Linked DNA regions of Homo sapiens: regions 2 and 3 are each linked to region 1. A link is a contact called in ENCODE Hi-C data. All regions are on one chromosome and are shown on one strand. The core of a region is the stretch at or near the end of the contact, and the rest is flanking DNA. Distances in the headings are between cores, read along the strand shown. Region 1 holds the start of SLC35B4 (solute carrier family 35 member B4). Region 2 holds the start of RBM28 (RNA binding motif protein 28). Region 3 holds the start of AHCYL2 (adenosylhomocysteinase like 2).

The links. A loop is a pair of places that touch in the nucleus more often than their neighbours do. Pooled maps may share reads with other maps.
Region 2: a loop to region 1 is called in a map of CD8-positive, alpha-beta T cell, with 7 times the contacts of the local background. The contact joins the promoter of RBM28 here to the promoter of SLC35B4 in region 1. A Hi-C loop is called at or near these places in 1 of 168 maps with a recorded cell type or tissue (CD8-positive, alpha-beta T cell), 1 of 37 single-sample maps with no recorded cell type and 6 of 50 pooled maps.
Region 3: a loop to region 1 is called in a map of CD4-positive, alpha-beta memory T cell, with 18 times the contacts of the local background. The contact joins the promoter of AHCYL2 here to the promoter of SLC35B4 in region 1. A Hi-C loop is called at or near these places in 2 of 168 maps with a recorded cell type or tissue (CD4-positive, alpha-beta memory T cell and naive thymus-derived CD4-positive, alpha-beta T cell) and 4 of 50 pooled maps.

The regions. Positions count from the first base shown.
Region 1 is chr7:134,314,960-134,318,825 of GRCh38, reverse strand. SLC35B4 (solute carrier family 35 member B4) reads left to right here and starts at 1,896. Exons shown (of 10, transcript NM_032826.5): 1 at 1,896-2,151. The coding sequence starts at 2,075. RefSeq lists an enhancer at 1,376-2,105 and a silencer at 2,186-2,355.
Region 2 is chr7:128,341,867-128,345,732 of GRCh38, reverse strand. It overlaps RBM28 (RNA binding motif protein 28), which reads left to right and starts at 1,825. Exons shown (of 19, transcript NM_018077.3): 1 at 1,825-2,057. The coding sequence starts at 1,940. It also overlaps the pseudogene RNU7-27P. RefSeq lists an enhancer at 1,685-1,884.
Region 3 is chr7:129,222,882-129,226,747 of GRCh38, reverse strand. AHCYL2 (adenosylhomocysteinase like 2) reads right to left here and starts at 1,718. Exons shown (of 17, transcript NM_015328.4): 1 at 1,309-1,718. The coding sequence starts at 1,671. RefSeq lists silencers at 1,385-1,634, 1,755-1,824 and an enhancer at 2,105-2,214.

The sequences.
Region 1 (3,866 bases), core at 647-3,146:
AGAACTCTTGCAAATATTACAGTACTCAGGCCATTTTTTTCTTGTGCAATCACTTAGACATGCTTGGGTTTTTATCTGAGATGTAATGAGAAATGTTTAGAACATCCTTTAAGGGCTTCCAAATTAGTGGCATATATGGAAAATGAAGGTCTGTGTGAAGAGAAATCACCTCTAATGAAATCCAGATGAAAATCCAGACCAGCTTCCTGTTGGCAGGATTATTGATAGTGGAGGTGGAGATATTATCATTGCTTCAGCCTCACTCCCAGATAGTCCACTTTACTTGGTCTGAGGTAGAACTGGTACTATTATATACCTGTATATATACCAGTTATATATATATATATATGTGTGTGTGTATATATGTGTATATGAATATAACTGGTATATATACGTGTATATATGTATATATAATTCATTGTTTAATGTGCCAGCACTGTGCAAACTCAAGACGGGTGCTCATTAAATACTGAATTTCACAGGTAGTAGGCTTTCTATTTATGTTAGTTCTTCTTCCTACTCACCTTTTTAAGGCAGCAGTTCTCAAATTCTAGAATGCATTAGAATTAGAACGTGGAGTGCTTGTTAAAAATACAAGTTTCTAGAACCCATACACAAGGATTTTGACTTGGTAGGTCTAAAGCGAGACCCAATAATCTGCACTCGATAACGAGTACTTCAGATGATTCCAATGTGATCTCCCAGTCACGGACTGGGAAAAAAGCATTCCAAACTATTTTGTAGATCTCGAGAAAGACTTCAGAATGTTCGTGTCTCACAGGAAATAGCAAAAACAATATAGCATTCCAAAATCCTACCTAGCTTTGTACCGTGTACTTTGCTATTGCTGTTGGATTCAATTACAACGGAAATATTTGATGTGGTAAAATACTGAGCAGTGATGCTAACCTTTTATAGTAGACACTGGGAAGCAGAAAGGAAGTGTAAACACGTTTCCCTTAAAAACTAGTCTTGCTGGGTGGATAAAGTGTGCATACCTATTTTACAAATAAAGAATAGTGCCGCACTAGCTTATGTACGTAATATGTGCTTAACAAACATTTGTTCATTGAGTAAGTAAGAGTCAAGTCGAATGGCTCAGATTGTAAGTGCTATGAGAATTCCACTGTAAGAAGAGGGAAGTATGCCTTCTTTTCACCATTAAAGATCTGATTGCTGATATTGGCATTTTTGCCAGTAGAAGAGCCTGGACGTTGGCAGTTTTCAAAGCCCCCAGGTGATTTGACTGCGCAGCTAAGTTTGAGAACCACGGAGGTAAAGGAAGGGAGTACCTTAAAGAGCTAGGATTAGGGATAATATCAATAGATCACCTTTAAGGCTGCACCTCAGCCTAATTAAATCAGAATCGCTGGGGGTGGGACTTGGCTATCAGTCATCTTTAAAGCTCTCCAAGTGATTCCAATGTACAGACGTGGTTGAGAGCCATTGCTTTACTTGAATTCTCAGTGGTTCTTAATCCTGGCAGCATAATAGAGTCACCAAAGATACATATATATATATCAGTTCAGGAAGCAGAGTTGTTTCAGATGCTAGAACACCTCCAACGAGCAGTCACAGCTCTGTAGTTCTAGTGCCGCCGCTGCCAGCAAGTTTGTTGTGACCCTGGCGGCCGAGTTACTTTCAGCGCTCTGGGCGGTCTCGCAAGAAACACTGACGCTTTGGGACTTCATTTCCCAGCAAGACCCGCGGCCGCCTATCGCGCGAGTCATGCCGGGCACCTCGTCCCCCTGTCCTCTCTGGCGGAGCTGCCTGGCGGAAGCGGGAACGTCGCATCCTGAGGTAAAGGTGCACGGCATCCTGGGACATGTAGTCTGGCCGGGGCTCGGACGCCCCCTCGGATGAATGGGACCGAAGCTGACTGCGAACTACAGCTTCTTGGCAGCGTCGGTGTTGGCCGCGGGAGAAGGGGAGACCGCGGCGGCCCCCAGTGAGAGCGGCTTTCCAGGACGGTGCGATGTGCTGCGCAGCGAAGAGGCAGGAGGCCGGCTTCCTGGGGTAGCGGTACAGGCGGGCGCTTACTCTGTGCGCTTGCTTCCCCAACCCTGCACCGGCCATGCGCCCGGCCTTGGCGGTGGGCCTGGTGTTCGCAGGCTGCTGCAGTAACGTGATCTTCCTAGAGCTCCTGGCCCGGTGAGTGACCCGCTCGGGCCGCACCCGGTCTCCCGGGGCGGGGCGGAGGAAGCCAGAGGAGAGGTCCCCCCGGGACGCGCCCACGCCCTGTCCCCACCCCGCCGCCCACGGAGCCCGGGGCAGGACGGCCTGAGCCCCCCAGCAATCCGTCCTGTCTGGGCAGCCTGGGACCCCGCTGAGTCCGCTGCTTCCCAAAACTGCGCACCGGCGGCAGTCCCGCCTAACAGTTTCAAAGCATTCCTGCGAGGGGAAGACTCAGGGTGTTGCTGTCGTCACCCCTTTTCCACACTCGGGGGGTATTGAAGTCTGAAGAGTTTTTCACATGACCAGTCCAAGGTCGGCAGAGAGCTAGTGTCAGAACCAAGGTTCCTTCACCAAACCACTCTCTCTTCCTTCCCATCCAACTCTAGCTCTTTTTTCGATCCTGTTAAATGGCACAGGCTGGACTTGAGCAAAGGTTTTTGACTTGTAAAGCAGTCTGACTTTGTACATACTGCAAAGAAAGTTTTATTTTTATTACGGCATCCTGCAAAGCATTTGCTTTATTGGCCTTGGAAATGGTTATGAGTACTTTGCCCAAACATACATAAATGATGCGGTAGAACAGATTTTTATGTAGAAGATCAGTCCACGTGACCCGAGAGTGCTCTTTGAGGTGGCTTGCAAAAAGACAAAAAAAAAAGCAAGTAGAAGATTGGTCCAAGTGACCTGAGAGGGCTCTTTGAGGTCACTTTGAATGTGCAAAGTTCAGTGGATAGAAGCTATAACAGAAGAGACAACAGGTGGTGTGGAAAAGCCTCCAGGACTAAAAAGCTGGGTTGTGAATTTCACTCTTGGCTCCGTCGTCCACTGGCTGTGTAGCCCTTCAAGTCACTTAGCCTCTCTTGGGCTCCTTTTCCTGGCAGTAAAACAATACCTATAGTGTTCTCTAGCTCGTGTTTCTGAATCTATACATTACAAGTTGAGTATCCTTCATTTGAAATGCTTGGGAACGGGTGTTATTTGGTGTTTTTTGTTTTTTGTTTTTTTTTTGGATTTGGGAGTATTTGCATATACATAATGAGATATTTTACGGATGGTACCCAAATCTAAACACAAACTCATTTGTGTTTCTTATACACCTTATACACATAACCTTAGCTTGAAGGTAATTGTATACAATATTTTTAATAATTTGTACATGAATTAAAGTTTGTATACGTTGAACTATCAGAAAGCAAAGGTGTCAGGTGTGGAATTTTCACTTGTGGCATCATATCAGTGCTCAAAAAGTTTCATATTTTTTAGAGCATTTCAGAGTTCAGATTTTCAGATGAGAGATACTCAACTTGTATCTCTGTTGATCATCCGAACAATCCTGTGCAGAAGATTGGTCAAGAATTATAAACTGTTTTACTGAAGTGGAAATGGTCCAAAGAAGTTAGGTGACCCTTCACTACTTGTAAGTGGCAGAGCCAGAAATGGGACCCAAGATATCTAAGCTCCTAGTCCAATACCTTTTTCAACCTCCCTGCCAGTTTTGAACTTGAGCAGCCCATAGATTTTGGTCATCCAGTTCTTCATGTGGTGCCTACTAGAAGTTTATTTTATTTGATATCATTGATTAAATCATCCCAAAGCAACCAGTTTACTTAAGGTAAACTCTGTGTGGGGTTAAGTTTTGCTGTTACGGAGCTTGACATTTTATTGTACAGAAAGTGTTGATAAAGATCTGT
Region 2 (3,866 bases), core at 576-3,075, 6.0 Mb after region 1:
TTAGCGTCCCCCTAATCTCCACTCCCATCACTATCAACCAGTCGTCTAGCCATCCAAAATGTATTGAAAGTGAATGGGGCTTGAGGAGATCATGAAACTTAATTTTCACCATAGTGCCTTATAAAAGGTACTAAAACTGTAAAGTTTTTGAGTTTTCTATCTGCCATGTTACTATCATTTAAAAGTAATGATTTGGCTGGGCTCAGTGGCTCACGCCTATAATCCCAACACTTTGGGAGGCCGTAGTGGGAGGATTGGTTTATCCCAGGAGTTCAAGACTAGCCTGGGCAACACAGGGAGAACTGTCTGTACAAAAAAATAAATAAATTGGCCAGGCATGGTGGTACACACTTGTGGTCCTAGCTTCTCAGGAGGCTGAGGTGGCAGTATTGCTTGAGCCCAGGAGATCAAGGCTGCAGTGAGCCATGATGGTGCCACTGCACCCCAAGTTGGGTGACAGAGCAAGAGTCTGCTAAAAAAAAAATTATTTAAAAAATGGCCTTGGGTACTTTTTTTTGAGCTAGTTGTTCTGCAAGGTGTAGCTCTCTTGCACCTATTCAGGTCCTGAGCCCAGTGGCATGGCAAACACTCTCTGTGTTCCAGAACCAGGAGCACCCAGATTTCCTAGCCAATTAAGAGCTCTCAGCTTTGGGTCTGTCTGATGAGCTGACTTGAGACAAAGATCTTCTGTTTCTAGGAGGACATGGGTTCTAGGTCTCTGTGTATAAGTTGGATGTTATGTTTGCTTTGAGTGTGTTTGATGTGGTCCTGCAGTGTGTGTGCTGTGATTTATTTGTAAGAATTTTTGGACTAATAGTCTTCCCAGCCAGGTGTGGTGGTTCACACCTATAATCCTAGCACTTTAGGAGGCTAAGGGGGGCTAATTGAGCTCAGGAGTTTGAGACCAGCCTGGGCAACATGGTGAAACCCTGTCTCTGCAAAAAATACAAAAATTAGCCGGGTGTGGTGGTGCACCTGTAGTTCCAGCTACTCAGGAGGCTGAGGCAGGAGGACTGCTTGAACCTGGGAGGTCGAGGCTGCAGTAAGCCGAGATCGTGCCAGTGCACTCCGGCCTGGTTGATAAAGTGAGGCCCTGTCAAAAAAAAAAATCTGTTTCCACCATTAGACTGTAATCTCTATGAGGGCAGGGACCCTGTCATTTCTTTGCTCACCAGTTTTATCCCTAATGCTTGGCTCATAGTTAGAGCTCAGTATATATTTATTGAAATAATAATTGTGTACTATCTGTGTCTATGTGTATTTTAGTAGCTACAATTTGTTTGTGAGGCTGAGGTGACAGACAGCTGGTGTTCTCCGAAAATGAGAATCGTCCGAATGATGTATATGATATATCTATGTCTACGTGTTAGTGTTCCGGTTGTGTTTTATGCACGTAATCTGGGAATTTGTGGAGGCACTTCAGAAAATATCAAACACCCACAGTATATCAGATCCTGAGTTACGCCCGGGGCAAAAACGACTTCTTCTGCCTGTCCTGCTAACTTTGGGGAGGATCTGGAGGTGAGATTTTTAAACAGGGTAGAAATTATTTATTTTTATTTTGTATATTAAGAAAAAAAATTACTTTTTGGAGGCCTTCCGGCAAAAACCAGAAAGCCTGCTAGGCAAATTCTAAAAAAGCTGTAACACTAGGGTAGAAATTATTGATGCCAAGTTTACACAAAAGTGGCGAGGGCGATGCTAGGGCAGGGGGCGGAGCCCCGCTCCAGAAGCTACGCCCCGGGGCGCCATTATTTTTTCATTCCGGAACCTTTTATCCCCCTCCCGACCATGTTTTCCTCCGGTCTCTTTTGGGCAACGAGCACTTCCGGAATCTCTCGGCGTGTGAGCTTGGTTGTCCTACCAAAGCCAGCGTTTCGGCTCGCGTGCGCCGGCCTAGTTTGCTCGCGTCCTCACGCGCTTTGGGTTTCCCGGTCTCATGGCCGGCCTGACCTTATTTGTGGGCCGCCTCCCGCCCTCGGCCCGCAGTGAGCAGCTGGAGGAACTGTTCAGTCAGGTGGGGCCGGTGAAGCAGTGCTTCGTGGTGACTGAAAAAGGTAGGGGCGGGGCGGTCGAGGATAGGGCTGGGGTTTCCTGCGATCGAGGGCACCTTCCCAAACTTCAGGGAGCCGTATCATTCTTTACCCTCCCCGAAGAGAAGGGACAGGGAACTGAGTTTCTTTTCCAAACTGATTCTGCTTTAGATGCGTTCATAGGAGTCAGTTTATGAAGGGCAAAGCATTCCCTTACGTTTCTATAGCGCTTTCTGTTGATTATGCGCGCTAAAAATGAAAATAGTTAACTAGAGCATCAGTAAGACTTATTGAGAGTCACCTGATTGGCAGGTACAGTGATCAGTTTGATACAGGTTATCTCATTTAATTTTCTCAGCAATCTTACCGGATGGAGAGTCTTAATGTCATTTTACAGACAGGAATCCGGGATTTAGGGGAATTTAGTAACTTTAAGTTTGTACGGCTGTTAAGTAGTGGACCCCCGATTTGATCCTCAGACCTGGACATCTTAGCCAGGATGCTATCCACTTGTTCATTCATTTATTCAGCAAATACTTAATACCTACTGTGTGCCAGGAAGTGTTGTAGGTCCTGGGGATGCAGCAGTGCACAACACCAAACCAAAAAAATCTTTGATTTTATGTCTTCAAGGTGGGGAAGAGAGCCAATAAACGAGCCAATAAACAAGCCAACCGTGAAAATGATGTCAAATGCTAAGGAGAAAAATAAGCCAGGGAAAGGGGTTAGGAAGTCTATGTGCATGTGTATAGTGGGGAGAGGGGGTGAAGAGTGGCAATATAGATAGGGTGGCCAGAGAAGGACGGACTGAGGTGAGAGAGTGAACACATGCCTCTCCGGAGGAAGAACAATTCAGGAAGAGAAAACAGCAAGCTCAAAGGTACTGAAACAGAGGTGTTTTTGGTATATTGGAGGAGTAGTAAGGAGGACAGGGTGACTGGATTGAAGTGAGTAAAGGGAAGAGAATTAGGAGATGAGATCTAGAGTAGCAGATCATGTAAGATTTTTTTTTTTTTTTAAAGACTGCGTCTTGCTCTGTCGCCCAGGCGGGAGTGCAGTGCCACGATCTCCGCTCACTGCAACCTCTGCCTCCTGGTTCAACCCATTCTCCTGCCTCAGCCTCCCAAGTAGCTGGGATTACAGGCGAGTGTCACTACACCTGGCTAATTTTTGTATTTTTAGTAGAGACGGGGTTTCGCTATGTTGGCCAGGGTTGTCTGGAACTCGAGACCTCAGGTGATCCGCCCGCCTCATGTAGGATGTTATAGACCATTGCAAGGACTTTGGCTTTTACTCAGAGATAGGAAGCCACTGATTTTAAGCAGAGAGCAGTAAGTGTGATCTGGCATTCGTTTTGAAAGATTCTCTCTCTGGCTGGTGTGTTGCCAATAGACTGTTGGAGAATAGGACAAAAGCTTATGTACTTAAAATAGGGACCGAAAGTCCTGTACAGTAATGTTTATTAAACTGCAGATTATTACCTATTAGTGGGTCTTGAGTGGGTCATGACTAGAGTTTGTTTTGTTGTGTTTTAGAAACAGGGTCTTGCTCTGTCAACCCTGTTGACAGTTGGAGTGCAGTGGTGCGATCACAGCTCAATGTAACCTTAAACTCCTGGGCTCAAGCAATCCTCCTACTTCAGCCTCCCAAGTAGCTATGACTACAGACGTGCTTCACCATGCCTGGCCAATTTTTGAATATTTTTTGTAGAGACAGGGTCTCACTACGTTGTCCAGGCTGGTTTCAAATGATCCTCCTGCCTTGGCCTCCCAAAGCACTGGGATTACAGGCATGTGCCACCACGCCTGGCCTAGAGTTCTTAAAAAATTAAAT
Region 3 (3,866 bases), core at 469-2,968, 5.1 Mb after region 1:
TACAAACGACAAAGACATTGTCTAAAGCATTACAGAAATTCCTTCAGTCTTGCCTCTGACTTATCACCTAAATTTGTATCGTTAGGATGAAAGGATTATCCGCTATACCTTAATCATGACGCTATGACAACAAAAAGTTATGGTGGATCCAAGGTTCCAATTCAGCTGGTCCCACACAGTAAAACCAATGCACACTTCCCGTCTCTTTGTTGCTGTTCTGATAAAGCAATTAAAAACCATTCACAACAATTTAAAAAAAACATTAATCCCTGTGCCCATACTGTGTCTACGAAATTGAAGCTGTAAGCCCTTTTTATATGATCCACACTTCTGTCTTTTCCAATACTTGCCCTGTTTTTCTGTGCTGATTCAGCTTTAAGAGAGAAAGAAAGACAAGCTTTGAGAGAGACAGACAACTATGGATAGACAATGTACGGGTAATACAGGGCTATCATCCACCTAGGCAGTTACTTCTTGGTATTCTGAGACCTCCTCAAAACTGTCTGAAAGAAGCTGACGCCTAAGACCGAAAACCCCACAAAGATCGTCTTTCCCAAAAGTAGCAGCATTTCTTCCTATCACTTTCAGATTATAATAAAGCAATCAATAAGACATTCATTCTCTTCATACACAGCCTAATAATCCTGGTGACCAACTATACCCAGCAGGGAGGACAAAGCTCTTAACACGAAAGAGTGAGGAGAATCTCTCCATTACCCTTTTACATATTCAGGGAAGAGAGAATATCGCAGTCGCTGGAAATGAAGGGCACAGCATCGTGTTGCTGTATGGCCACGGTTGGCCACAGAAAGGCAGAAAGTCATCAACTGTATGGAAACCAGACAACTCTGACGATTTCTATGCAAGGTGACTACACCTTACTCGTTCTCCAAGTATTAAAGATCTTTTCATCCTTATTGCTGTGTGAACTCCCGTGAGCGGTAAGGTTTTTCTATACTATCGAGGTCTCTTCCCCGATAGGCTGGAAAATCACACCCGGGAGCGTGTTGGGGCCGCGGGACGTACTATTAGGTGTCTCTCCTCCCGCTGCCTATTCCAAGTAGTAGGGGAGAGCGCTACCTCCATGTTATTCAGAGCGAAGTACGGCCGTGCCTCCTGGAGTCTCCGCTCCCAGCACGAGGGGCCGGCTGGGGGGCATCTCTGAGAGAGTGGGTTTAAGGGGACAAGGGGTATCTCCGGTCCTGCGATCAGAAAGGAGGGCGTGGAGGGTGGTGCCGCCGTGCCGAGAGGATCTGCAGTTCCCCTCCCCTCCCTTCCTCTCCTAGAGAGGCAGCCCGGCCCCAGTACCTTCTTGACTGTGCGCGGCGCCTCGGTGACGGTGCCGTCGGGGCTGACCAGGGCCTCGCCGCCGTCGCGGTGCCGCTGGTGCTGGTGATGTGGGTCGCTCCGCTTCATGGCCGACGCCTGAGGCACCTTCCCGGCGGCGGGGCTGAGAGCGGCGGCGGGCCCCGAGCCCGGGCCGGGGACCGGGGGCCGCTCCGCGGCGGGAGCTGGAGCCTCAGGGTCTCCACCGCCCGCCGGGGGGGCCATGGCGCCCACGGCGGCCGTGCTCAGTCCTAGTTGCGACTCCGCCTCGGAGGGGCTCAGGTCCTTCAGCTCCACCTCAGGCACCTTGGCGGCAGCCGCGGCTGACACAACCTGCACCGACATCACCGCCTCCGCTGCAACCACCGGCTCAGACTCCAGCTCCTGCTCTTGGTCGGCCCCGCCTCCCACCTCCCTTCCTCTTCCCTCCCCCATGTCCCCACTCCTCCCCTCCATCGCCTCCTCTCCCACCCCCTTTCTCCGCCCGCCAGTCCCGGCCCCTCCAGCCCCGCCCCGCCCCGTCCCGGTCTGGCCTCGCGCGAGGCGCCACGGAACCTGTAGTGCGTTTGCTCCCGGCCGCACGCGGCGAGAAGACCGTGGGACCTCAGGCCCCGACCTACACTGCGCGCCCCATGGGCGGGGCCCGCAGCGTCCCCTGGGAGTTGTAGTCCTTTCAGCCTTTCCTCCACTAAGTGAGATTCAGCCGAGGAGAGGGAGCGCTAGGGCCGGCAGCTAACAGAAAGGAGTGAGGATAGGTGACTCGACGGAGGGGATGAGGAAGAGAAAGTCTCCAGAGGAGTTGTGACTTCCGGGGAGGGAACGCCAAGAAGCCTTAGGGGAGGGGAAGTGGTAGAGGAATGGCTCGTTGTCCTGACAGCGTGAAGTTCCTCCGCGCGTGCCCGTCTGCGATCACGTGAGCGAGTATTTAAAGGAGAAGCGGCGGCTCCAGGCTGGAAGTGGCTTTATTTTTCTTTGTGATATTGAGAACTCAACACCCTTCCAAACTTCAGTGGCTTTGTTTTTAGAAGGGATAAAGTAGGACCTTGCTTGCTGTGGCGCTTTCTGTCACATTCTGGGTTTGGAAGCTAAGATCATTCCTCAAAGAAGTTAGGTATCACTAGATCAAAATTCAAGGCTGAGGAATTACACGTTGCCTTAAACGAGGCCAAATCTTTTCACCTATAATTCTAATAGGGCAATCATCTGAAATTCAGATACATATATCAGCATAGAGGGATATGAATAGTGAATATGAGTAGTTAATTTCCTAAGTGATGGGATTTAAGGTGATTTTTACTTTGTACTTTTCTGTATTATTTTTAAATTTTACATTTAGAGGATGTAAGCAAAAAGACATGCACCGCAGCGTCCTTTTTAATAACAAAAAACTGTCTAAAACTAATGTCCAACAAATAGAGCAATTGTTACAGCCTTTGAAAATCGTTTGCCAGCTGGGCATAGTGGTTGACGTCTGTAATCCCAGCACTTTGGGAGGCCAAGGCCGGCAGATCACTTGAGATCAGGACTTCAAGACCAGCCTGGCCAACATGGTGAAACCCCATCTCTACTAAAAATACAAAAATTAGCCAGGCGTGGTGGCGGGCACCTGAAATCCCAGCTACTTGGGAGGCTGAGGCAGGAGGATCGCTTGAACCTGGGAGGCAGAGGCTGCAGTGAGCCAAGATCATGCCACGGCACTCCAGCCTGGACAACGGAGTGAGATGCCGTCCCAGAAAAAAAGGAAGAAAGAAAGAAAATTGTTTGCCAATACTTTTTAACAACAAGGTTTTCCCTTTTTCATTCTTTACTCTGAAAGCCAAAATGTGAAGAGGAAGCTAAGAAACTCTTGTGTCTGGTACACTTGTGAGCTCTGTGGAAATGGCAGTGCTCAGACGCCTTCCGATACATAGTGTGAGGCACAAATTTGGCGATCAGGAAATGAGAGACTCCAAGGCAGGACAACTTCACGAAGTGAAGATTTCCAAAATCGTAATAGCACAGGAAAGAAGATCAAGGCATTCTGGCTTTCAGAATAAATGCTTATGATAAAAACATTAAGCTAAGAAGCAAGAGACAAAATTGCACATGCCATAAGATTTTATGTAAAGAATACTTTAAAAAGCCTGTAATCCCAGCACTTTGGGAGGCCGAGGCAGGCAGATCACGAGGTGAGGAGATCGAGACCATCCTGACTAACACGGTGAAACCCCGTCTCTACTAAAAATACAAAAATAAGCCGGGCGTGGTGGCGGGCGCCTGTAGTCCCAGCTACTCGGGAGGCTGAGGCAGGAGAATGGCGTGAACCCAGGAGGCAGAGCTTGCAGTGAGCAGAGATCGCCCCACTGCACTCCAGCCTGGGCGACGGAGCAAGACTCCGTCTCGTAAAAAAAAAAAAAAAAAAAAGAATACTTTAAAAAAACAAAATGCAGTTGACTCGCGACAGATTATGGGGGGGGTTCCTCTCTATGCTCAGAGAAACAGGAGCAAAGGGGTTCATACAGTTTACAGCTGTTTCAGAGACTTACAGCCCTAACAACCCA